Linked DNA regions of Homo sapiens: all the other regions are linked to region 2. Evidence: read pairs that join two places in POLR2A ChIA-PET (ENCODE). Cell type or tissue: GM12878. All regions are shown on one strand.

Region 1 (4,000 bases), 1.9 Mb before region 2:
CATCCAAAATCGGGTTAACATTTGCACTTTGCCTAAAGTGGGACTCCTAGATAAAATTCAAACGACCTTTCTGGTAATCCCAGCGTGTGGGTTTTAGCATCACCAGCTGGCTCCAAATGGGCCACTGCTCTCTCTACAAAGAGGAGGGAGCCTTCAACACAGGGGCCATGCTTGTCCATTCAACTGTGTCTAAATTCACAGATCAGTGTTTCTCTCAGTCCCTAGACCAGCAACATCAGCATCCCTTGGGAACTTGTTAGAAATGCAGAGTCTCAGGCCTTGCCTCACCGAATCAGCACCTCTGGGGTTGGACCTAGCAATGTGTGTTTTAACAAATCCTCCAGGTAATTCTGATGCACACCTAAGTTTGAGAACCACTTTTGTAAATGTGTGTTTCAACTTGACACTAACCAATAATTCTACCACTTAACATTAACAGCTTTCAATTTTATGATCCTTTGTGTTGGACAGGTCAAAGTGGGTGATTTCAACTGCTTAATGGGTACAGAATTTTATTTTGGGGTGTTAATAATATTTTGGAACTAGATAGAGGTGGTGGTTGCACAACCTTGTGAATGTACTAAATGCCACTGGATTCTTCACTTTAACAATGAGTACTATTGGCCGGGTGTGGTGGCTCACGCCTGTGATCCCAGCACTTTGGAAGGCTGAGGTAGGTGTATCACATGAGGCCAGGAGTTTGAGATCAACCTGGCCAACATGGCGAAACTCTGTCTCTATTGAAAACACAAAAATTAGCTAGGTATGGTGGCATGTGCCTGTAATCCTAGCTACTTGGGTGGCTGAGGCATGAGAATCCCCTGAACCCGGGAAGTGGAGGTTGCAGTGAGCCAAGATCATACCACTGCACTCCAGCCTGAGTAACAGAGTGAGGCCCTGTCTCAAAAAAAAAAAAAAAAAAAAAAAAAAGGTTACTTTGATATTTTATGTTATGTAAATTTCACCTTGTTTTTAAAAATATGTAATATAAATGAAACTCAAGTGTTTTAGATATGCCAGTCTAAAGAAATCTGCAAATTAAACAATTTCCAATTCTTAATCATTCTTATTTTGAGTACATCCTAATTCTTTTTTTACACATATGATATGATGCATTCTAATTATACAATTACTAAGGTTTCCCAAGTAAACATATAAAACAGAGTATCTGTAAAGCTGTGATTTGAGTGCTTTTCATGGAAAGTTTCTCATTAGAATTTCTTGATCAGCCAAACAACAGTTTTCAACTACAAGCAAAACAAGGGAAAGCATTATTTGGTTGTCTGTCATTGCTAGGGTGAAGACTATAAAAGAGGCAGGAAGAGTAAAAACCAGGCTTTTAAAATTAAATTTCAGGCAATATCTTATAGTACCTCCACCCTCATGTTGGGCAATTCAAGAGGTCTATTCACATTGCATTGTATGAATAGAATTTTATTTCTTTTGAAATGTAATATAGAATATTTTATTTTATAATATGATCTGAGGATGCCTCCTGGAATTGTGCAACACAAAGGTCTTGGGTGTTGTCCTTTCTGGGTAGAGGGTTTGTTAGCTACTGAATATATTTGTTATAAATATCACTGGGGATTTTTTTAAGTAAATTTATTTTTTAAAAAACCCTAATCCTATGAAGTTTCACTAAATGTAAAAAACATAAATCAATTAAGGCTTGAAGTAACATTTTATTTTACTGTATAACCCTGTAATCCCACACACACACATCTATTATAGACATAATACATTACTATATAGAATACTGGAAAATATCGTAAAATACATTAAAAAAACAATTTCCCTTACTCTCAGAACTGAGAAGTAAAATCTGTTGTATCTTGTGAGAGTATATATGTATGTGTGAACACATATCACACATATATAGAGTACAGTTAATAACAAACAGCATATTCCATTTTAAAACCTATTTTCCCTTACCATATCAGATTTTTTTTCTTAACGAGAAATATTCTTCTACAATATCAATATCATTTGAAGGCCATATAGTATTTCCACTTATAGACGTAGTTCACTTGATTAATTTTGAATTCCCCTTAATTGAACACACTTAATACTTCATTTTTCTTTAAAATATAACAACCTTACCCCTATATTTTGTGCTTTTGCTGATTACTTGTCAAATATATTTATTTGTGGTATCTCTTTTTATACTAGAAACATCAACCTCTTTGTCAAATTGTTCTTCCAGTTTATTGTATTTTTGTTAATTTTGATTTTAACATGTATTTTATGTTTGGTGTTTTCTTTTTTTTTTTTTTTTTTAAAGAAAAAAGCTCTCATTCTTTTTTAAAAAATAGATTCAGGGTATATGTGCAGATTTGTTACATGGACAAGTTTCATAATGCTGAGGTTTAGGCTTCTAGTGTACCCACCACCCAAAAAGTGAATATCATATCCAATAGGTAATTTTTCAACGTTCACTCTCCTCTCATCCTCCCCACATGAGGAGTCCCCAGTGTCTATTATTGTCATCTTTCTGTCCATGTGTACCCATGGTTTAGCTCTCGCTTGTAAGTGAGAACATGTGGTATATGATTTTCTGTTTCTGAGTTATTTCTTTTAGGATAATGGCCTCCAGCTTCATCCATTTCATCCATTTTACTGCACAAGACATGATTTCATTCTTTTCATGGCTGTGTAGTATTCCACAGTGCACATATAGTACATTTTCTTTATTCAGTTATCCATTGATGGGCACTTGGCTTGATTCCATGACTTTGCTATTGTAAACATTTTATGTTCAGTGTTCTCTTTCATAGTGTTGCCTTCCTATTCCAATATTATGTACAAATTTTCCTATAGTTTCATCATCATGGTTTTGTTGTTTACATTTAACGCTTTATTTGAACATCAATGTGATCTGTGAGATAGTAAAAAGACCTAAGTCAATTTTTCCAAACAGTTAAAACATGTTTTTATCATTTATTAAATAACACAGTACTTTCTCCATGGATTTGCAAAATAAGATTATCCAACCAGGAGCATAAACAGAGCAAGTTATTTAACCTCTCTGTGCCTTCATTTCCTCCTCTAAAAGAAGAAAGCCAGTAACAGCATCTCCCTCAAAAAACTGATAAAAAAAAATCCACAAGGTGCCTGACACGGAATAAACTTCATCAATATTATATGACAACCACTAGTATGATTACAATTATTATTAGTGCCCTAATGCTACCACTAGTATGATTACAATTATTATTAGTGCCCTATCTACCCAACTCAATATGCTAGTGTCTTTTTTAGGATATTTACAATTATATTTGTAAGTGAGATGGCCTATGTTGTCTGTGCTTACATCAATTCTGTCAGGCTTTGAATGAGGGACTTGATGGCTTCATAAAATTAAAAAGTTCTGCATCTGTTTATTTTATTACTAAATGTAGAATTTATCCTTGTTGTGATAGATTGACAGAATTTCTCTCAAACCTTTATGAGCCCTAAACATTTCTTTAAAACAACACTTGGAAAAGTATTTCAAGGTCTTTCTTAATTTTTGATCTGTTGTTAAAAATTTCCCTTTCTTTTGGATCAGTTTTGGTAATTGCTACAATTCTAGAATGAATTGTTGGGGAGCATGCCTAAAAGTAGACACCAATAAGGGAGTTGCTCTAACAGTTTAGGCAGGAGATGGTTCCCAATTCTAAATCCATAGCTTTCCCTAATATCGGGCTTGATAAATAACAACACAGTACCCCCCATTTATAATGCCAAAACCAGGGAATTCTCCTGAATTTCTTTCTTTCCCTTAGCACCATTTACCACAGTCCCACATCCCATTCCTCAGCCAGGCCTGTTGCCTCCATATCCAAATTACATCCAACGCATCCACTTCTCTCCATCTCCATAGACCTCACATTAGTCCAACCTCCATGAAATAGACTCAGTTGAAATAGCATCTTAATTGGCTTCCTGCCTCCAGTTTTGCACATTGGCAGACAAAGTGATCTTCCAAAAATATAAATTAAATCATTTCACTCCCCTG
Region 2 (4,000 bases):
CTATTTTTTAATTTTAAAAATTTCTTTAGAGGCAGGGCCTTGCTTTGCTGCCCAGGCTGGCCTCAAACTTCTGCCTCGGCCTCCCAAATTGCTGGGATTACAGGTGTGAGCCACTGCACCAGCCTGATGAATAAATTTTGACACAGCAATATAATAGAATATTATGCAGCTATTAACATTCTGTGTACAGAATTTTAAATAACAAGGTCATTGAAAAAGTCACTGGTCATTTTTGAGCCTAATGTTATAATATTAAGTCAAACAGGCAGAATTAAAAGGAAGAATAACAATATAATTTTAAATTTTTAAAATTTCCTTTTTAAAAGAAGAAAATGGTCAAAGCATTTACTAGTCACTCTTCTTGATTGGTGAAGGGAAAGAGGCTGTGTGCCGTCCATGCACTGGATACTACATCTGTCATGTCTGTGACACTGCCATGTGGTTTTTACCCTTGATTTGTATTCAGACTGAACAAATGATCCCCAAGCCCTTAGGGTGCTAAAGAGTGCATGAGCCATACTCCTTGTGGCCACACACACCTTTCATCCTGGATAATGGGCAGCTGGGGCCACAGGCCCATTGTGCAGTCAAGTATCTTGCTTCCTGCTAGTATCAGCGGGGAGCACGGAGCCCTGCTGGTGGAGCCTGTCCAGCTCTACTAAAGATAGAGCAAGCTGCAGTGAAAGAGAGCCTGGCCATGGCCTTAGGTGCCTTGCAAATTATTGTTGTTATTATTATTATTATTATTATTTTTATTATTTTTTTTTTTTTTGAGATGCAGTCTCGCTCTGTCACCAGACTGGACTGCAGTGGCGCAATCTCGGCTCACTGCAACCTCCACCTCCCGGGTTCAAGTGATTGTCCCGCCTCAGCCTCCCAAGTAGCTGGGACTACAGGCGCCCACCACCATGCATGTCTAACTTTTTGTATTTTTAGTAGAGACAGGGTTTCACCATGTTCGCCAGGATGGTCTCGATCTCTCGACCTCATGATCCACCTACCTTGGCCTCCCAAAGTGCTGGGATTACAGGCGTGAGCCATCGCACCCGGCGGTGCCTGGCAAATTATTAATGGGCCCAGGGTGAATGGACGCAGCATGAATTGGGCACACTGTACCTTTGAAGGACCCTGCCAGCCAAAACCACTGGGCCTGTTGTTGGAGACAGGGCCGCTTCCCGGGTGACTTTATCAGAGAACCTGGCTTTGGTGCCGTGTTCTTGTCCCTCCATTTACCTTTTTGGCAAAATGGAACCAAGTTGTGTCCTTATTCTGTTCTGAGTTGATGGTGGTCCTTTAAAACTTAAAAAGTTTGCAATATGTTGTTCTCATAATCTGCTGACACCTATTTACTCTCTGGTGTATCCTACATATTTCCCCGTTCTTAAGATGGGGCTGATGGTGTGCGTTCCCAAAGCTTTCTTCATCATAGTCTCAGATAAAAACACATGGCACTGGCAGTCTTAGTCAGATCCTCACTCTCCTGCAATCCCTTCTGAATCCTCCATGCCATGGGGCTCACACTGCCCTAGGGATACTGTCAGGGATGTTGAACTCCATGAGACTGTCTGTTCACCTGACTCCCAGGCAGACAGTAAGGCGATCAGGCTTTTCCTTAAGTTGAGCTGAAAGCTGAAATCTGCCTCCTTGAAACCTACCTCCAGCTGTTTTAATTTTGCCAGCAGAGTATGTCCAGCTCTTCACCAGTAACAGCAAGCACAAATGACTAATTTAAGAAAAGCAGTACAGCAGCTGGACGTGTTCCATCTTCTTTGATGCTCACCACCTCCCTGTGAGGAAAGTACTCTTACTACCCCAGCTTCGCAGATGACACTTGGAAAACGTAAGGACCCACAGTTAGGTGGCCAGACTGAGAGCAGAGTGCTGAGTCACCACACGGTGCTGACTCACCCTCTTCACGTGACAGCCCTTCCTGTGTGTGGAGACCACAGTGGTTTTCTTCTTCTCTAGTAAATAGTTGAGTTCCTTTGACCATTCCATGTGTAATAATGTTCATTAAGTATGAAACTAAAATTTATTGAAATTTAACATGAAATTGTTGCATAGTAAAAACTCATGCCTATCATAAGAGAAGTAATTTGGTATTTTTTTCTTGTCAGATAATAGCATACAAATGTGAGATTATGGGATTGGAAAGCAATGTCTCTGAGTTACTTGAGTCTAGAACAGGGGTTGGCAAAATTTTTCTGTAAATAGCCAAATAATACATCCTTTAGACTTTGTGAGTGATAGAGTTTCTGTTGCATTAACTCATCTCTGCCATTATTGCACAAAAGCAGACATAGGCAATATGTAAACAAGTGAGCATGGCTGTGTTCTAGTAAAATGTTATTTGCAAAAACAGGCAACAGCTGGGTTTTGACCTTGGCTTATAATTTTCACTTAATGGGGTTTTTCTTGATAATGAGAAAGAATTTACAAGTGGGTGCTAAGTAGGAGAATCCTAGATGTTTTGTTATAATTATTAATAGCACCCCTTTTTAGTTTCAAAAATGTCTTGGTCAATAAATTAACGTATTGTCATCCTGGTATTATGTCACTTTAAGTATTTTTTTTTAAAGAGATGGGTTTTGCTCTGTCAACCAGGCTGGAGTTCAGTGGTACAATCATACCTCTTCTGGGCTCAAATGATCTCCTGCCTCAGCCTTCCAAGTAGCTAGGACTACAGCTGTGCCCCACCATCCCTGTCTAATTTTATATATATATAGGTGTGTGTATATATACATTATATATATATAAAATATATATAGTATTATATATTATATATAGTATATATAGTATTTTTTATATATAGTATATATATTGTGTATATATATTTTATATATAGTATATATAGTGTATATATATTTTATATATAGTATATGTATTGTGTATATATATTTTATGTATATATATACACACACACACTCTATATATATATATATATATATATATATATATATATATATATATAGTTGTTGTTGTTATTGCCTAGGCTGGTCTTGAACTCCTGGCTTCAAGCACTTCTCCCTCCTGCCTTAGCTTCCCAAAGTGGTAGAATTTCAGGTGTGAGTCACCACACCCAGCCACTTTAAATTTCTTAATGAGACTAAGGTGAAATAGAAACTTTGGTTTATGTCCTTACCATGGTCAGTCATTTTTTGTTACAACAGAACTTTTCTGCATCAGGTGACTTTTCCATAGATTTCTATCCTGTCCTAGTCCAGGAAGAGGTCCTGGCAGTGAAGGAAAACTCAAGGAGGGAAAACGAAGACCTCCTAGAGGAGCATCCCTAGCTTACTTTTTGGGAGTAGTGCCTGTGTGCTGGACACTGTACCAAAGGCTTTATATATGGCCTATCTTAGGAAACAGCTGCTAACCCCAGGAGTTAAGTATGATTATTATTTCAGTTTTACTGACGAGGAAACTGAAGCACAGAAGCTTAGGAAATTTGCCTAGGGTCACAGAGCTGGAAATTTGGTTTGGATTCAGGCCTACACTGTCTGGCTCCAGAACCCAAGCTGGGAGATTGAACAGGTGTGAAATAATTAAATCTAATAAATCAGTCAAATCAAAGCAGGAGAAGATTGGGATGAGGTTAAGAGGTGGAAGACATACCTCTCATCCTATCCATCTTAGGTACAAACATCATGGAAGTCGGGGGTATTAGCTGCACCTTTTCATTACAAAATCCTTAGGCCTGCTGGTTAAGAGAAATCTCAGGGCACTGGAGAGACTTGAGGGCAGAAGATGCCAGGTGGGCAAGGGCATCCTTGGATTTAGGAAGAGTAGGAGGCTGCCTTTTGCATTAGAGCTGCCTCTGGCATTCCCAGGGTTTTGTCTGGCTGGGCCCAAGGGCTAGAAGGACTGGAGGAGTCCTAGCTGTGCCTATCACTGGCCATTGCCCCTCTGCAGCAGAGTAGTCAGTATGCAGCACAGCATCTGCCTGGCACTTAAGATGTGCATCTCTGTGGGACACCTGTGGCTTCTAGCGAGGACAGTG
Region 3 (4,000 bases), 58 kb before region 2:
CTTTGACCCCAAGTGATCCACGTGCGTTGGCCTCCCAAAGTGTTGGGATTACAGGTGTGAACCACCGCGCCTGGCCGTGTTTTTCTTGTTTAAAAAAAGGCTCTCAAACTGCGCTGTCCATAATGGTGGCTACCTACAAGTGTCTATTGAGCACCTGACACATGACCAGTCCAAATTGAGATGTCCTAGAAATATAACCAATTTCAAAGTCTTGGTTAAAACAACAAGCATGTAAACATTTTTATATAGCTCACATGTTGAAATGCTAACATGTTGGCTATATCAGGTTAAATAAAATAGATTGGCCAGGCACGGTGACTCATGACTGTAATCCCAGCACTTTGGGAGGCCGAGGCGGGTGAATCATGAGGTCAGGAGTTCGAGAACAGCTTGGCCAATATGGTGAAACCCCGTCTCTACTAAAAATACAAAAAATTAGTTGGGCATAGTGACGGGCGCCTGTAATCCCAGCTACTTGGGAGGCTGAGGCAGGGGAATCGCTTGAATCCAGGAGGTGGAAGTTGCAGTGAGCCAAGATCGTGCCACTACACTCCAGCCCTGGTGACAGAGTGAGACACCGTCTCAAAAACATAAAATAAAATAAAATAGATTATTCAAATTAACTTTATCTGTTTCTGTTTACTTTTTTAAAAATGCAACTACTAGAAAACTTAAAATTACATTTGTGGCTTGCATTATATTTCTTTTGGAAGACCTGTTCTAAAAATTTCAACGGGCAAATAGTTCCATGCTCAAGGCTTGTGAATTATGGTGTCCTCCTCAACCCCTTTCCTCCATCCTTGTGAGCTCTCTTCATCTTGTTCTTCAGTTTGGGGCAGAGTTTAGTACTTAAGAATTGGATCCAGGCAGGGCGTGGTGGCTCCCACGTATAATCCCAGCACTTTGGGAGGCTGAGGCTGGTGGATTGCTTGAGCTCAGGAGATGAAGACCAGCGTGGGCAAGATGGTGAAGCTCCATCTCTATAAAAAATATAAAAATAGGCTGGGCGCAGTGGCTCATGCCTGTAATCCCAGCACTTTGGGAGGCCGAGGTGGGCGGATCACCTGAGGTCAGGAATTCAAGACCAGCCTGACCGATATGATGAAACTCTGTCTCTACTAAAAATACATAAATTAGCTGGGCGTGGTGGCATGCACCTGTAATCCCGGCTACTCGGGAAGCTGAGACAGGAGAATCGCTTGAACCCAGGAGACAGAGGTTGCAGTGAGCTGAGATCACGCTATTGCACTCCAGCCTGGGCAACAAGAGCGAAACTGTCTCAAAAAAAAAAAAAAAAATATATATATATATATGTAAATTAGCTGGGCTTGGTGGCATGAACCTATAATCTGAGCTACTTAGGAGGCTGAGGCAGGAGGATCGCTTCAGTCCAGGAAGTGGAGGTTGCTGTGAGCCTAGATTGAGCCACTGCACTTTAGTCTGGTTGACAAAGTGAGACTCTGTCTCAGAAAATAAATAAATAAATAAATAACGTAAAAAATTTTATTAAAAAAAAAGAATTGGATCCCGATCACTAAATTACCGTCTGTATTTTTGCTTTACTATAGCTATTGTGGTTGTTATTGTTTTTACTGGTCTGCTTTGTTTCTGAAACATTCCATCACCATTAGAGATCTTTTGCTCTGTTTAACCTCTATGCCCTCACCATATTTATACACACACATTCCCTATTTTTCTAATATCATCGTAAGCATAATATTGTTTAGGTCAGGATTCAATGTTTGCTATTATAACTATAAATGCTAGTCATAACTGAACTGTGTATTAAGCACTCTTTTTATTTACTGCAGTTTTTGTTTATCATGGAATCAGTCATTGCCTTGTTATTCTTCTGCTGTTTAGCTTTCCATGTACCTGTCCTAATTCAATCTCATATTCTCCACGAGTTGTCTAAAACTCATCCGTGTGTGTGTGTGTGTGTGTGTGTGTAGATCTTCCTGGACGTGCCTCTCCCCTGCGGCCTGCTCTGGTCTGCACCTGCGCTTCTCCTGTGGTCTACCCACAGCTCTCATGGAGGCCTCCTTTCACCAGATCCTCAGCTTTGCTCTGCCTTTCTCCTGTCTCACCCTTCCTGTTTCCTCTTTCTTGCTTAGTTTCCTCATTTTGGTGAAGCACATCTTTAGTAGCTTCCTGAGAAAAAATACATGAAACAGTTTTATAAGAGCTTGCATAAGAATTTTTTTTCTTCCCTGAAGTTTAAATCCAGTTTGAGGTTGGAAACAATTTTCTTCAGAATTTTGAAGATATTTCTCCATTTCTTTGGGCGGTTTGGAACCAATTCTGACTCCTGATCCTTTGTGTTCTCCACCTCCTACTACCCCCCAACGCACTTAAAAAAAATTTTTTTTTTATCCCCAATGCCTAAAATTTCACTGGGATAGATGCTGTAATATGGGTCAGTCTCCATACTAATTTTCATGTGTTTGACCTCCTATATTGGTCTTTTAATTTTAATTTATTGTCTCTTTTCATTTTTTTAATTTTTGCTGAAGTTTCTGAGAGATTTCATCAGCTTTATCTTTCAACCATTCTATTAAGTTTTTAAAATTCAACTATCATTGTTTTAGTTTGTTGTCTTCTGATAGTTCTCTTTTTTTGTTGCTGTCATTTTTTGCTTTATGGCTGTAGTATCTGCAATCTCCCTAATGATAATTCTTAAAAAATGTTTTCTTCTCCCTCCATACTTTGTTTCAGCCAAATAGGTTTTTTTCTGTATTTGGTTTTCTTTCATAATTTAATCTTGCCTTAGGTGGTAGGTGATTCCTGCTTGTTTACTTGTATTTGAGAGTGGGACATTAAAAGATGACTAGAATCTCTGCATATGGGTGTGGGGCTTATGGATGTGGACTTCACTTAAGAGCCATCTGTTTAGGCTGTTCCCCAAGGAACCCCTATGTCAGTATTTTTAGACAGTGTCTTTTAGGTTAGTCCAATTCTCTGAATAGGGAGGTTTCAGTCTGCAGTCTGGAGAGTATGGGCAGGGTAGAGAGGCATGCAGGCAGAGGAAGGTCTCTGTATTTGTATTCCCTAATGTCTCTTTGTTCAGAAGACTCCACCTTCTACTGTGCCTGGTGTTTTCCAGACTAGAGATCCTCTGTCTTACCCTCTTCAGAAAATACTCCAGGTTTCTGCCAGGGTGAGAAAAAGCAGTTGCCTGGCTGAGCACAGTAAAGGGGAATATTTACCTTTTTATTGCCAAATAATATTCTATTGTATGATATATCACATTTTATTTATCTGTTCATTAGTTGATGGACATTTGGGTTGTTTCCATTTTTTGACTATTATTAGTAGTGCTTCTGTGAGCATTCCTGTATAATTTTTTTGTATGGAGTTATTATTTTTTTTCTTGGATATATCCTTAGGAATGGAAATGCTGGGTCATGTGGCAACTCTTTAAATTTTGAAATGCTATCAAACTATTGTGCAAAGTGGCTACATTTTACATGCCTACCATCAATGTATGAGAGTTCCAGTTTATTCACATCCTTGCCAACATCTGTTATTATTTGTCATTTTGATTTTAGCTATTTATCTTAATGGGTATAAAGTAATATCTCATTGTGGTTTTGATTTGCATTTGATGGCTAATGATGTTAAGCATCTTTTCATGTGCTTATTGGTCATTTGTATATCTTCTTTGAAGGAATGTCTATTCAAATTCTTTGCTTATTTTTAAATTATTTGTCCTCTTATTGAGTTGAGTTCTTTATATATTCTGGACATGAGTCCTTCATCAGATGTATGATTTGCAGATTTTTTTTCTATTCTGTGTATTATCTTTTTACTTTCTTGGTTTGAAGTATAAAAGTTTTTAATTTTGATAAAATCTAATTTACTAATTGTGTTTGTCACTTCTGTTTTGGTATCATATCTAAGAAACTGTTGCCTAATGAAAGGTCACAAAAATTTATGCCTTTGTTTTTTCCTAAGATTTTTATAGTTTTAGCTCTTATATTTAGGTCTATGATCCATTTTG

The links. ChIA-PET counts read pairs that join two places held together with the same protein. Peaks named below come from ENCODE experiments on the same cell type or tissue, not always from the same donor. Only the 100,000 strongest peaks of a DNase experiment are listed, where the experiment ranks them.
Region 1: POLR2A ChIA-PET joins it to region 2 with 6 read pairs; 1 of 35 experiments calls an interaction of 5 or more read pairs at or near these places.
Region 3: POLR2A ChIA-PET joins it to region 2 with 6 read pairs; 2 of 35 experiments call an interaction of 5 or more read pairs at or near these places.

What each region holds. Positions count from the first base shown.
Region 1 is chr20:8,603,349-8,607,348 of GRCh38, forward strand. The region is part of intron 3 of PLCB1 (phospholipase C beta 1); the gene reads left to right. Among named protein-coding and RNA genes, the nearest start is that of RNU105B, 230 kb to the right of the region's middle. In GM12878, no CTCF peak of the experiment used is centred here; no DNase peak of the experiment used is centred here; H3K4me3 peaks cover 56 bases; H3K27ac peaks cover 232 bases.
Region 2 is chr20:10,509,852-10,513,851 of GRCh38, forward strand. All of the region lies in intron 2 of SLX4IP (SLX4 interacting protein), which reads left to right. Among named protein-coding and RNA genes, the nearest start is that of SLX4IP, 77 kb to the left of the region's middle. RefSeq lists enhancers at 1,570-2,049, 1,790-2,084. In GM12878, no CTCF peak of the experiment used is centred here; a DNase peak (open chromatin) is centred at 1,880; H3K27ac peaks cover 2,027 bases.
Region 3 is chr20:10,451,384-10,455,383 of GRCh38, forward strand. All of the region lies in intron 1 of SLX4IP (SLX4 interacting protein), which reads left to right. Among named protein-coding and RNA genes, the nearest start is that of SLX4IP, 18 kb to the left of the region's middle. In GM12878, no CTCF peak of the experiment used is centred here; a DNase peak (open chromatin) is centred at 2,038; H3K27ac peaks cover 1,704 bases.